Regions from separate parts of the Homo sapiens genome. Here regions 1 and 3 are each linked to region 2. A link is a contact called in ENCODE Hi-C or POLR2A ChIA-PET data. All regions are on one chromosome and are shown on one strand. Each heading gives the region's core, a stretch centred on a gene start or an enhancer-like site at or near the end of the contact. The rest is flanking DNA. Distances are from core to core; before and after follow the strand shown.

Region 1 (4,145 bases), core at 141-2,640, 400 kb after region 2:
AACCTCCGCCTTCCGGGTTCCAGCAATTCTCCTGCCTTAGCCTCCCAAGTAGCTGAGATTACAGGTGCCCGGCACCACACCTGGCTAGTTTTTGTATTCTTTGTAGAGACGGGGTTTCACCATATTGGCCAGGCTGGTCTCGAACTCCTGACCTCAGGTGATCCACCCGCCTGGGCCTCCCAAAGCGCTGGGATTACAGGCATGAGCCACTATTGCCCGGCTAAGATGAGTCTCTTAACTGACCATATTTTCCTTTTCATTTTGGCTGCGGGGAAGCTCAGTTATATGTGATTAGTGCCACAGACAGCCCAAGAAATGCTCAGCCCATTCCACCTGCCACCTGGCCTCATAGTTCGTTGGCCTGAACTTGAATGACTACAGGCTCCTTGATCCACACCCTCCCCCAGGATTGTGCCCTCTCCAGGAAACCACCCAGCATCTGCATTACTGGGGAGCTGCCAGGCAGTGGTGGGGATGCTGGCCCTGCACCTGTCCCCGTCCTCAACCCTCCCTAGGCCTGGGCCATCTCTCTGGCTGCCTGCAGTCTGGCCCTACCTAGGGACCTCCAACAACAATGTCAATGAACACTAATTGTCATGCTCCATCCCCTCTCTGTTCTCAGGCATGTGATGTGAATCAGCTGACATCATCTTGACGGGAGCCCTGTGAGGCGGACACTTAACTCCAGTTTCACAGGTGGGGAGACTGAGACACAGTGGTCAACGTGCAGAGCCCAGAATCTGCTCCCTGGTAGCTGACTTTGCAGGCAGGGGCCTTGCCCACGCAGCCTCGGCAGAGGCCCCCGCACTTCGCGAACCCCAGCAATGGCCCCTTCCAGACGCCACGTCCAGCTACCGCGCGCTCACACCTGCAGGGCCCCACAAGAGGCCTCCCAGTGTGCGCGGGCCTCTTGAAGAAGTAACTCTACTCAGAAGCCCGAATGACCCAAACTGGGCTCTGGGAGGCTGGGGACGGCCTTCTAGGCCAAGTGGGGCGCGCGCAGGGCTCAGCGGGGCCCAAGAGAAGGGCTGAGGGCACTGGGTCCTGAGCCACCCACCGAAGGACGCCGCGGGACAGCAAGGCCCGAAGCAGGAGGAGAGAAGGGAGCAGATTCCTGGGCCTCCTGGGGCCCGGTCGCTCCGGGATGTCTGAGCTCTGGGAGGGGCGTGCCCGGGGCGCCTCCCTCGCGGGGTATTGTGGGATCACGAGTCACTGGCGACGGTGGGTCAGGACTACACTTCCCAGGAGGCTGTGCGCGCCGCGTGGCGCCTGGGAGTTGTGGTCCAGAGCGCGGGCGCGGCGGGCGCGGCAGGCGGGCGCGTGGACTACGCATCCTAGGATGCCGCGCGCGGCCGCGGGGCCGAGGGTTTGAACCGGGGGTCTGTCGTCCGCGGCGGGGCTGCGTCGGCTGCGGCGGGTGTGGGAGGTGGCGACGGCCGGGGCCGGGGTCCTGCCCGGCTGCGGAGGCGGGCGCGACGGGCGCGGGGGTCGCTGCTCCTGAGGCGATGATGGGCAAGGAAGAGGAGATTGCGCGGATCGCCCGGAGGCTGGACAAGATGGTGACCAAGAAGAGCGCGGTGAGGGGCGCGGGCCGCCAGGACCCCGGGAACCCCGCCCCGCCGAGACCCCGTCGAGCCCGCCGACCCCCGTTAGGGCCGGAAGACGACCTGAGGGGCAGGACGAGACCCCTCCCCGGCAGAGACTAACCGGGACGCAGGGGAGACCCCCACCCGTGGCCGAGACCCCTGCCCCGGGCCAGCCCTGCCGTTCACTCCCGCAACCCCGGCAGAGGCCGCGATCAGGCCTGGACCTTGTCCCGGGAGAGCCACCCGCTCTGGACTCAGACCCCTCCCTCGCCCGCAGTCACAGGCTCCGCACCCTTCCCTGTCCCTTAACTCCAGACCCCCAGCCTGGCCCGTCGACTCCTTCCTTGGCCCTGTCCCGCCTCTCGGAGCCCCCGGGGTGTTCGGGCCTCCTCTGCGGGCCGCGCCAGCCCCTTGCCTTCCTCCATCCCGGCCTGGGCATCCTCACAGGCCGAGCCCCGCCCCCCAACTCAGCCCTCTCCCACGCTCCGTCTCTTACAGCGTTTGTCACCCTCCGTCTCCCATAGCATTTGTCGCCGGCAACAGTTTGGAGTCTGAGGTTGGATCCCCTTTTCTTCTGGAGCTTCCGTGCCTCCCCTGCCTCTTCCCAGCCCTTGTCATCCTCCTTCACAGGCCAGCCAGATACCTGTCTTGCCTGTGGGCCCATTTTCTTCCCTGTCTGTCCCCACCCCACAAGAACCAGGTTTCTCTAATAAATTCTCTCCCTTCTTTAGCCAGGACTTAGCCCGCAGCAACTTGGGTTGTGGGTAGTTATGTGGACACCCTCCGAAAAGAGCCGGTGTGCTTATATAAGAGCCAGGAGGTCGGGCAAGCCTCCTCTGGGAGTGTCTGGGCGCTGGAGCCTCTGGCCGGCTCTGTTCACTGCGGCCTGGGCCTCTGTTGTCTTGCGGCCACAGCGAGACTTTGGAGGAGGCTGTGTGTGAGGACTTTGAAGGGGCCAGGTCAGTGGGGGTCCAGTTCCAGCGTCATGACCTTGGCAACCTCTGCACCCTCCCACAGAAGCATCTTTAGAGGATGCTGCCTGCCTCCTGGGGGGTGGGGAGGGGTCTGGCCGCAGGTCATTTGGAGCTCCTGGCTGGCTCAATAAACGTGACCTGTGCTTTCCCACCCAGACTGTGAACTCCTGGGGCAGGGCCAGCTGTGTGTCTGCCAGGCCAGCCCAGGGCGGTGAAGGTGGCTGAGTCATGGGCTTTGGGTGATTTGTGCAGCCACCCCAGGGCTGTGTGACTGCAGTGGGGGTTTGGGGGAAGCTTTTTGGGCTGAGCAGGGTTGAGTCTGGGTTCCTGTGACCAGCGTTCTGGACTGGGGTCTGCCCTGGGAAGGGGTGGGCTCCCACTCATTCCTGCTGGGTGCAGCACCCCCATCATTGCGTTCACACACACCCCGGAAAACTGGTCAGCACAAAGTAGGGGTCTGCGAACCATTCATAGCTGTTTCCAGAGATGACCCGAGAATGGAGTTGTTCCCCTTCTTAAAGGAGACAAAACACAAACGATAAAAGCTGTAGGTGGGAGAAGCAAAGATGGGTCATGGAGCCAGGGGAGGGCTGGGTGGGGCTGGGCAGAACTGATGGGGGGTTTCTGGTGGAAGAACAGCTTGAGTAGAAGCCCCAGGGGAGAATGAGGAGGGGAGGCGGGCGCTGTGCAGTGGGGAGTGGGAGCCAGCAGAGCCTCCTGGGGGTCCCAGTGCCTGAGGTCCCCTCGGGGACCTGGGGGCCAGGTGTGGGGGTTTTTTTGCCTCTGGACCTGAGCCCACTGAGAGCCACGTAAGCAGGTGCAGGGCTTTCAGGGGACAGTGGCCTTGGCTCTGGCTATCACCTCAAGGCTGGACTCTGTACAGCCCAAGAGGCAGGGCCTGCCTGGGAGGGCTCAGGAGGGGCTGCAGCGTGAGCAGACTATGCCACCCGGATTGCTGGGGTTGTGCGGGCGGTAGGTGGGACAAGCCCCTCCCATGGCCTGTGGGTCGTGGGACTCTGATCAGGTCACCTTAGGGCAGAGGGAATGATACACACGTGGAAACACATGCACGTGTTACAGAGGAGATGGGGTGTTGCAGGGCACAGTTGCAGTTTTAAACAGGAGAGGCCTTGCTGAGAAGGTGTTGTTGAAATAAAGCCCGGGAGGGAGGGAGGGAGGGAGGGAGACGTTGTGGGAGGCCGCCCCAGGCGGTGGAGCTGCAGGTGCAGAGGGCCTCGGTGGCGGCTCAGCGCCCTTGGGGAGCACTGAGTTGCCGGGCCTGGTGTGGAAATGTGACCGGTTTGTGCCTGGCCTCGTCAGTGTTGAGGACCTGGAGGAAACGCAGATCTTGGGTGGGGAGACAAGGCGGAGAGAACGAGGTGCATTGGAACAGTCCAGGCGAGGGGTGCTGGCCTGCTTGGGGGCAACTCAGAGGCCTGGAGGATAGATGAGGAGGGGGGCTGTGGGCCTTGTAGGTGTTGGCTGTGGCCGTGCCTGGAGTGGAGGGACCCTTGAAAGTTTGGCCTCAGCTCGGGACACTGATGTTCCCGGGTTGGCCCTTCATGAGAGTTTGGCCTCAGCTCGG
Region 2 (4,145 bases), core at 1,397-3,896:
AGCATGCTGGCAGGCACACAATAGCTGTACTGACTGTTTGCCCCAATATAGTGCCAGGTCTTGGAGCAGATTTTGACTTCTCACCAAGATCAAATGCAGAAAGTGCACGAGCATTTCAAAGATGTTTTTCACATGCACATTAGTGCTAGTTAAAAAAATGTTTTGACTGGGTGCAGTGGCTCACAACTGTAATCCCAACACTTTGGGGGGCCGAGGTGGGCAGATCACCTGAGGTCAGGAGTTTGAGACCAGCCTGGCCAACATGGTGAAACCCCATCTACCCTAAAAATACAAAAATTAGCCAGGTGTGGTGGCAGGTGCCTGTAATCTCAGCTACTTTGGAGGCTGAAGCAGGAGAATCACTTGAATCCAGGAGGCAGAGGTTGCAGTGAGCCGAGATCCCACCACTGCACTCCAGCCTGGGCAACAATATCAAGACTCCACCTCAAAAAAAAAAATGTTTTTCATAAAGTGTGACTTTTATCAGACCTCTGCATTCTTGAAATTAACTCTGGCTTGGCTGGGCGTGGTGGCCCACACCTGTAATCTTAACACTTTGGGAGGCTGAGGTGGGCAGATCACGAGGTCAGGAGTTCAAGACCAGCCTGACCAACATGATGAAACCCCATCTCTACTAAAAATACAAAAATTAGCCGGGCGTGGTGGCATGCACCTGTAATCCCAGCTACTCAGGAGGCTGAGGCAGGAGAATCGCTTGAACCCAGGAGGTGGAGGTTGCAGGGAGCCGAGATCGCACCACTCTATTCCAGCCTGGGCGACAGAGCAAGACTCTGTCTCAAAAAAAAAAAAGAAAGAAAGAAATTAACTCTGGCTCCTAGAAGGAGCCCTATATCTCAGCAGGACACTCAGTCATTCAACAGACATCTGTCAAGCACCTGCTGTATGCTGGAGCTGTGGGTACGTCAGCAATTAGAGGAAGAGGGCAGGGGTACAGGAGTTCCTGACCACCCCAGGCCAGCACGCTCCTATAGCAGCTGGCAAGGAGCAGATGACTCAGACTTCAGCTCAGTCCACAGGACAGCCTTTTCTGGCCACTGCTCTCAGGAGATGAGATGTGTGGCTGCAAAAGGTAAACTCCTGGCTCCTGAGCAGGCTCTGGGCAATCTGCTCAACGCTCTGTGCCTCACTTTCTCACCCAGAAAGTGTGGACAATGAGAGGACTTATCTGGCTGGGCGCGGTGGCTCACGCCTGTAATCCCAGCACTTTGGGAGGCCGAGGCGGGTGGATCACCTGAGGTCAGGAGTTCAAGACCTGCCTGGCCAACACGGTCAAACTCCATCTCTACTAAAAATATAAAAAATTAGCCGGGCTTAGTGGTGCACACCTGTAATCCCAGCTACTTGAGAGGCTGAGGCAGGAGAATCACTTGAACCCAGGAGGTGGAGGTTGCAGTGAGCCAAGATTGTGCCACTGCACTCCAGCCTGGGCAAAAAGCCAAAACTCTGTCTCAAAGAAAAAAGAATCATGGCAGAAGGTGAAGTCTATGTTAGTCCCAGTTCCCAGGTCGTACATGGCGGCAGGAGAAAGAGAGAGAGAAGGGGAAACTGCCACTTTTAAACCATCGGGTCTCCTGAGCACTCACTGTCAGAACAGCCTGGAGGAAACTGACCGCATGATCCAACCACCTCCCTCCAGGTCCCTCCCTCCACACGTGGGGATTACAATTCGAGGTGAGACTTGGGTGGAGACACAGAGCCGAACCATATCAGCATGTATGGGGGGCACTGAAACTTGTGCTTGGTGCCCATTCATTCAACGAGTGTGTGTGGCTGGTCTCCTCATCTTCAACTCCCTGCCGAGTCTCAGATAGGCAGCCTGCAGTTCCTTCACCACAACAGGCACATGGGGCTGGGTGCCAGTGAGTGCTGGGGCTTCTCCGAGCACTATCTCACACCCAGGAGCGTGGGCACGCATGGCATTCGCATGTGCCGTCAGTGGACATTAAACACAGCCATGAAGAAGCCACGAAGAAGTGCTGCCTGCCGGCCGTGCGCGGTCACGCAGCGCCAACTCCCTCCTGGGGCCTTCTGGGGCCTTCTGGGGCATGGGAGCTGGGGCCGCCTGAGACAAACATCCGTGACGCTGGGCTGACCCCACAGAACGGTGCGGGCCTCGCTCTTGGAGTCAGCCCTGCTGCCAGCCAGTGCCGGGTGCTGGGGACTCAGGGAGGCCCGCCGGGACCACTGCGGGACAGTGAGCCGAGCAGAAGCTGGAACGCAGGAGAGGAAGGAGAGGGGGCGGTCAGGGCTCTCAGGAGCCGGGTCCTGGGCAAGGCGCAGCCGTTTTCAAATTTTCAGGAAAGCGGTCGGCTCACACTCGAGCAGTAAAAAGATGCCTCTGGGGAGGAGGCCCGTGCAGCTCTCCGGGCAATGGTGGTGGCTCGGCCTAGAGAGGCGGTAGTGGAACGCAGACCCTGGTGGGGGAATGACATCAAGGGAGGAGACGGGCGGGACCCCAGATTTCTGCCTGTGGGCGATGGAAGTGAGGTTCACTGGCCAGCGGAGCCGGACACAGAACGCGCAAAACGCCGTGTAGGCCTGGAGGAGCCGAAGAGCAGGCGGACCCCCTCCGCGGGGGAACAGTTTCCGCCGGGAGCACAAAGCAACGGACCGGAAGTGGGGGGCGGAAGTGCAGTGGGCTCAGCGCCGACTGCGCGCCTCTGCCCGCGAAAACTCTGAGCTGGCTGACAGCTGGGGACGGGTGGCGGCCCTCGACTGGAGTCGGTTGAGTTCCTGAGGGACCCCGGTTCTGGAAGGTTCGCCGCGGAGACAAGTGAGCAGTGAGTCGCAGTGACCCTACAAGTGGTTCTTTTACCCGAGCGGCTCGTAGGCGCGTTGCGGTTTTTCGAAACTACAGCTCCCGGCAGGCCCCAAGCCGCCCTCGGGGCCGCGGGTCGGCGGATTGGCCGCGCTGCATTTTGGGACCTGTAGTTTCCTGCGCTCGTGGCGCTGGCGCCGCGGCGTTGGCTGAGCCCTTGACCGGGGCTGGAGGGAAGGGCCGACATTCAGTGTGTCCGCGTCTGTTCTGTTAGTCCCAGTTCCCGGGCGGGATTGAGGCTTAGAGAAGTTGAGTGATTTGCTGAGGGCTGCACGGGTTGGCATCCCGGCATGCTCTTTCGCTACTTTGGCTGCATCTGGTTGCCCACCCGGGCGGATGGGGAATGGACTCCAGCCAGCCAGGAGGGCAGAGGGCTGGAGAGGCAGGGCCGGAGGTTCAGACCCTCCGCTCTGACGTTGCGCCTGGTGAGGCCGGGAGGGGTGCCGCTTGCCTCTTCAGCCCTCACGCTCTTGTGGAAGTCGCGGAATTACTGCAGGCGGAACTTGCAGCACTGTGGGCGTCTTTTCCAGAGAAGGACGGAGTTGTGGGGCGGGAGGATAAGGCAAGGCCCAGCCACTTCGCATCTTCGCCCCGCCAGCTCCTCGAGATGGGATATACCAGGGTTGCTCTCCAACCCTCTCCGCAGGAGGGACTGATGGAAACGCCTGGGAAAGTAGCCCGGTACCCACAAAGGCTGTCTACAAACAGAGTCTTACTGTCTTTCCCAGGTCTGTGCCATAGGGATTCTCGAAGAGAACAGCGTTGTGTCCCAGTGCACATGCTCGCATCGCTTACCAGGAGTGCCCGAGACCCTAAGATGTTCGGAGTGGTTTTTTCGCACAGACCCGAATAGCCTGCCCCTCAGCCACGCTCTGTGCCCTTCTGAGAACAGGCTGATATGCCCAAGATAGTCCTGAATGGTGTGACCGTAGACTTCCCTTTCCAGCCCTACAAATGCCAACAGGAGTACATGACCAAGGTCCTGGAATGTCTGCAGCAGGTAGAGCACAGGCCCCGAGGAAAGGACTGCGGGTGGGTGGAGCTTCAGCCAGGACGGGGTGTGCTTCCCTCTCCCGGCCCATTCCAGCCAGGCCCCTCCGGGCCAGAGGCAGCGTCTGTCATAAAAAGGGCTGGTGTTCCAGGTGGGGTCAGAGAGAGGATTGACAAGTAAAAACGATCGTCCTTTGAAGGGGGCCGGCCCCTCCACACCTGTGGGTATTTCTCATCAGGCGGGACGAGAGACTGAGAAAATGAATAAGACACAGAGACAAAGTATAGAGAGAAAAGTGGGCCCAGGGGACCGGCG
Region 3 (3,815 bases), core at 681-3,180, 430 kb after region 2:
TGGCTGCCATGGAGCAGGATCCCTTCTGGACCCCAGTTCTGACCTCTGCCCCTCCTTCCAGTCAGCTGGAGCCCCCTAGCAGGAGGAGCGGTTTGTCTGAGTTCCTGCGGTCCCGCTTCTGTGCAGCCTGCTGGGCAGGGGGCTGGGAGGGAGGAAAAGGAAGCGGGGGCCTAGGGAAGCCCCAGCGTCTGCAAAGAGCTCACGTCGGGGAGAAAAGTAAGGTCTGCCCAGAAACCTCGGGGCTTTTCAGAGTCCAGGGATTTTGTAGGTCGTGGGCCTGTTTGTCAGAATGGGACAGGGGTGGCTTCCTTTTGTACTGCATGCGTGAGTGTGTGTGGGGTGTGTGTGTGTGGGGGGGTGGGTGTGGGGGTGTGGCATGGGGCATTAAAGGGGTCACAGGAGGCTATTCAGGATGGAAAGGAAGGCCAGAGGGTGGGATTTTTGTCTGGGGGCCGCAGGGGTTCCCCTTGCCCAGTCTCTTGGTCCTCTTGGGCACAGCTGCTGCTTCTTCAAAGGCCAGCTTAGGTCACTTCCGCTGCCCACAGCACTGCCCTCTCCCTGGCCCCCTGGTGGGATGACTCGCACTCGAGACCACTGCAGCCTGAGGCTACCCTTACATCTGGGGGTGACTTCTGCTGAAACAGGCTCTTTCTCCGTCCTCCCCAAGACTGGGGGCCTCCCATAGACCCACAGAACGCCAGGTTGCCAGTGGGGGGCAGATCGGGATTAGGGGTAGGCGTGTCCCTGACCTGTTACTTTCACACCCACCCACTTGCGTCTCCCCACTTTTTTGGGAGAGGCCCCACTCTCTGTACCCTGATGTCTGTGAGGTGCATGGGAGAGGCAGCGTCCATACTCCCCGCTTCCCTCGGGGTCCTGGGGAGTGGCAGCAAAAAGACCAGCGAGCCTTCGGAGAATTATAACTTTATGTGGGAGGCTGGGGCGCGTCGCACACTCTCAGTCGCCGTCACCGCGGGAAGATGGTGCCATCCACGTTCTCCTCCAGGATGGTCTCCACGCGCCTCCGCTGCCGGGGAGAGAGGCTGGGGTCCGGCGTGTGCGGAGGCGGGCAGGGCCCCTCCCCTTTCCCCGCCCCTACCGGGGCTTGTCTGCACCTCTTGGCGGTCCAGGGGGTCCGGGATCCGCGCGGGCTTCAGCTGCGGCGGCAGGAACAGCTCCAGCCGGATGGCGGCGCGCGCGGACTTCTGCCGCTGGATGAGCAGCGCGATCTCCTCGGCCTGCGGGGCCCGGGTAGCTGAGCGCGCGCCGAGCCCCGCCCCGCCCCGCCCCGGCCGGCTCCGCTCAACGCTCCCGGTGCGCCCCCTCTGCCCTCCGACCCCCTCGCCTCACCCGCATGCGGGTGTAGCGCAGCCGCAGGGCGCGGACTCGCCCGCGGGCCTCCGCTGCCTTGAGGACGCCGAGGAGCCGGTTCTGGCGCTCGGCGGGCAGCTCGAGCGACTGCGTCCACGGGCGCGGGTCGGGCATGCGGTACCCCGGTTCCACCGACCCGCACGGGAAGGTGGAGGCCGCCGCGCCCACGTCCTCCAGCAGGTCGCCGAAGAGCAGATGGCGGTGGCGCTGCGCAGGGAGCATGGCCGCCAGTCCCTGCGGCGTCAGGGCCCAGCCCGGCTTGGGGGGCTCTGTCGCGGGCGCCCCCTTGGCACGCTCCTCACCCTGCGCCGTGCCTGGCGCGCTCTTCCCGCTTCGCTCCCGCGGGCCCTTGCGCCCGCCCTCCTTCGCTGGCGGCGGCATCCTCCCGCCCTGCGGAGGGAGGAGGGCGTCCCGTCGGTGCCGGGGCTGGCACCGGGCCCTGCCCGCCCCTCGGCAGGGCCCCAACGTGCGCCCCAGCTCCCGCCCGCTGGGCTCTCCGCAGTCGGTTTTGAGTTCCGCACCCCCAGCCTCTGAGCTTTGCCCAGGCGCTCTCCCTCTCCCAAGCGCACGTCCCCAGCAGCTCTGCCATCGGCTGATCCTGCTCAGTCCTGCAGTCAACTAGGACTTTCTGATCAACTCAGTTGTAGGAAATATCTTTCCTACCCGATGGACTGTTCTGTTTGAATTGAGAAAATGCTGAGACCCCACTGGGTTGATCTCAGGCCCTGCCACATGGAGAGCTCTAGGTGACGCCTGGGGGACCTTCGTTGTGCCCCTATGTCTGCGGTCCCCGACAGTCAGGGTCTCCCACCAGACAGCTCGCTCTTGCCCTTCGAGGCCTAGATGGTTGTGGGGAGCAGAGCCTAGAGGGCAGGTGACAGAGGAGGGAGGGTCCAAAAGCCCAGCTGGCTCCTCCCTTCCCGGCCCCAGCCTACAGCTGCCACCTTGTCCAGCCAGGGCTGGGCTCGCTGTGCCAGAGGCAGAGCCACGGCCAGCCCCAGCGGCGGCTAACGCCCCCGCCCCTCCTTAGCTCCTGCAGCCGAGGCCCAGCCCCCACCTCTTGGTCCCTACACCCCCTGCTTGCTGCCTTCTCTGGTCGGAAGAACCTCCGCCGTAGCCCAGACTCTTTGGGCTTGTTGACGCGGTTGCCCAGCAACCGGGAGTCCTGCCCCTCCCTCGACCAGGTGGGGCGGGTCGTGGCGGGGGGCAGGGTCCCCTCCGGAGGGCCCTGGGTTAGAGTCTGGGCGTGGACGCGCCCCTCATAGGGGTCATTGGGGCATAGAGGCATAGAGCCGGCTTCTCCAGCTTGGGTGAGCGTCCTTTCCAGGCGGCCGCAGACGCGCCATCCTAGGGGTTGTGGGCCCAGGTTCCTGGCTTGAGGGGTCTTTGGGGTTAGTTTTGTGGGTGGGGCCCTCGGCTATGAGGAGACCTTTGTGGTTAAGGCCCATTCCCTTCTGATGGCCAGGGGGCTCTGGCCCCAGCCACTGGTGTTCACAGAAAGGGATAATGGGGCAGAACTCAGGACCCCTCACCTCTTCTAGGGCAAGTTTGGGGTCTCAGGGGTCCTGGTGTCCCCAGGACTAGAGCTGGGTTTTGCTGAACACTGTGTCTTGGGATCTTGGGTCCTAGATACTAGATTTTGGAAATCTATTTGTGCATTCCTTTGTTTTGTAACTAATTCTCAATTAACTACTTAATCATTTTATAATTTCTTCAGGCACTCATAAGTGTGTTCTAGAATTTCCTAATTCACGTGCTTATTCCACAGTTTAAATTAGGCAAAAATTAGTGCAAAAAGTCCAATCTGTTACGTATCTATTACTTCCACGAGATGTCTGTACTCTCTCTATATTCACAGACCTGCCGCTGGGACACCTTGCTGGGAGTTTGGAACCTGTGAGTTTGGGAGTAGGGCTGTCCCAGCTGAGGAGCAGGGTCTTAGCTGAGCTTCTGGCCTTTTGGCAGGAGGCTGTTGGGTGTTCCCATTGTTTTTGGGAGACTGCCCTGGCCTCTCAGTAAGAGGGTAAATTTTGACATTCAGCCCTATGTCCCAGAGCCGGCACCCCATCCCACAGCTAGGCCCATCCTTCCAGCCCTCAAGCTTTTGCTGCTCCCCAGGAAGGCCCTTCCTGGTGCTGTTCCCTCCCCTCCTGCAGGTGCCTTTGGGGTCCTGCCTGGGCTGCAGCACCAGCTTGGCTTGAGGAAGGTCCCTGGTCTCCAGAAGCAGCAGTGACTGCTTAGGGATGCTCACCCAGCAGCCGCTTTCTCTGGGCAGCCTTTGTGCTCCCATAGGGGTGAGTCCTTTGAGACAGGGACCTGGGCCATCCTCTCAGCTTCCCTGGGTCCAGGCCAGGGGGACACATGGGTGGGGCACTTTCTGGCTCTTGGCGTTTGTGGGGGAGTCACGCAGGGAGTAGGGGAATATTCTTCTGTTCTGCAAGAAG

What was found. A loop is a pair of places that touch in the nucleus more often than their neighbours do. ChIA-PET counts read pairs that join two places held with the same protein, here RNA polymerase II (POLR2A). Pooled maps may share reads with other maps.
Region 1: a loop to region 2 is called in a map of CD8-positive, alpha-beta T cell, with 15 times the contacts of the local background. The contact joins the promoter of TCEA2 here to the promoter of RTEL1 in region 2. A Hi-C loop is called at or near these places in 5 of 168 maps with a recorded cell type or tissue (B cell, CD4-positive, alpha-beta T cell, CD4-positive, alpha-beta memory T cell and 2 more), 9 of 37 single-sample maps with no recorded cell type and 18 of 50 pooled maps. POLR2A ChIA-PET finds 5 or more read pairs at or near these places in 6 of 52 experiments (CD4-positive, alpha-beta memory T cell, Caco-2, HepG2 and 3 more).
Region 3: a loop to region 2 is called in a pooled map, with 3 times the contacts of the local background. The contact joins the promoter of LKAAEAR1 here to the promoter of RTEL1 in region 2. A Hi-C loop is called at or near these places in 1 of 37 single-sample maps with no recorded cell type and 9 of 50 pooled maps. POLR2A ChIA-PET finds 5 or more read pairs at or near these places in 3 of 52 experiments (CD4-positive, alpha-beta memory T cell, Caco-2 and activated CD8-positive, alpha-beta T cell).

What each region holds. Positions count from the first base shown.
Region 1 is chr20:64,061,808-64,065,952 of GRCh38, forward strand. It overlaps TCEA2 (transcription elongation factor A2), which reads left to right and starts at 1,391. Exons shown (of 10, transcript NM_003195.6): 1 at 1,391-1,577. The coding sequence starts at 1,506. RefSeq lists enhancers at 772-901, 912-961, 3,988-4,037 and a silencer at 1,292-1,651.
Region 2 is chr20:63,655,666-63,659,810 of GRCh38, forward strand. It overlaps RTEL1 (regulator of telomere elongation helicase 1), which reads left to right and starts at 2,647. Exons shown (of 35, transcript NM_001283009.2): 1 at 2,647-2,801; 2 at 3,568-3,839. The coding sequence starts at 3,738. RTEL1-TNFRSF6B (RTEL1-TNFRSF6B readthrough (NMD candidate)) reads left to right here and starts at 2,145. Exons shown (of 38, transcript NR_037882.1): 1 at 2,145-2,801; 2 at 3,568-3,839. RefSeq lists enhancers at 2,342-2,581, 2,612-2,701, 2,722-2,881, 3,002-3,071, 3,222-3,271.
Region 3 is chr20:64,082,468-64,086,282 of GRCh38, forward strand. LKAAEAR1 (LKAAEAR motif containing 1) reads right to left here and starts at 1,931. Exons shown (of 3, transcript NM_001353425.2): 1 at 1,351-1,931; 2 at 1,116-1,238; 3 at 909-1,027. The coding sequence starts at 1,752. The coding sequence ends at 968. The region is part of intron 1 of OPRL1 (opioid related nociceptin receptor 1); the gene reads left to right. RefSeq lists silencers at 1,024-1,083, 1,264-1,343.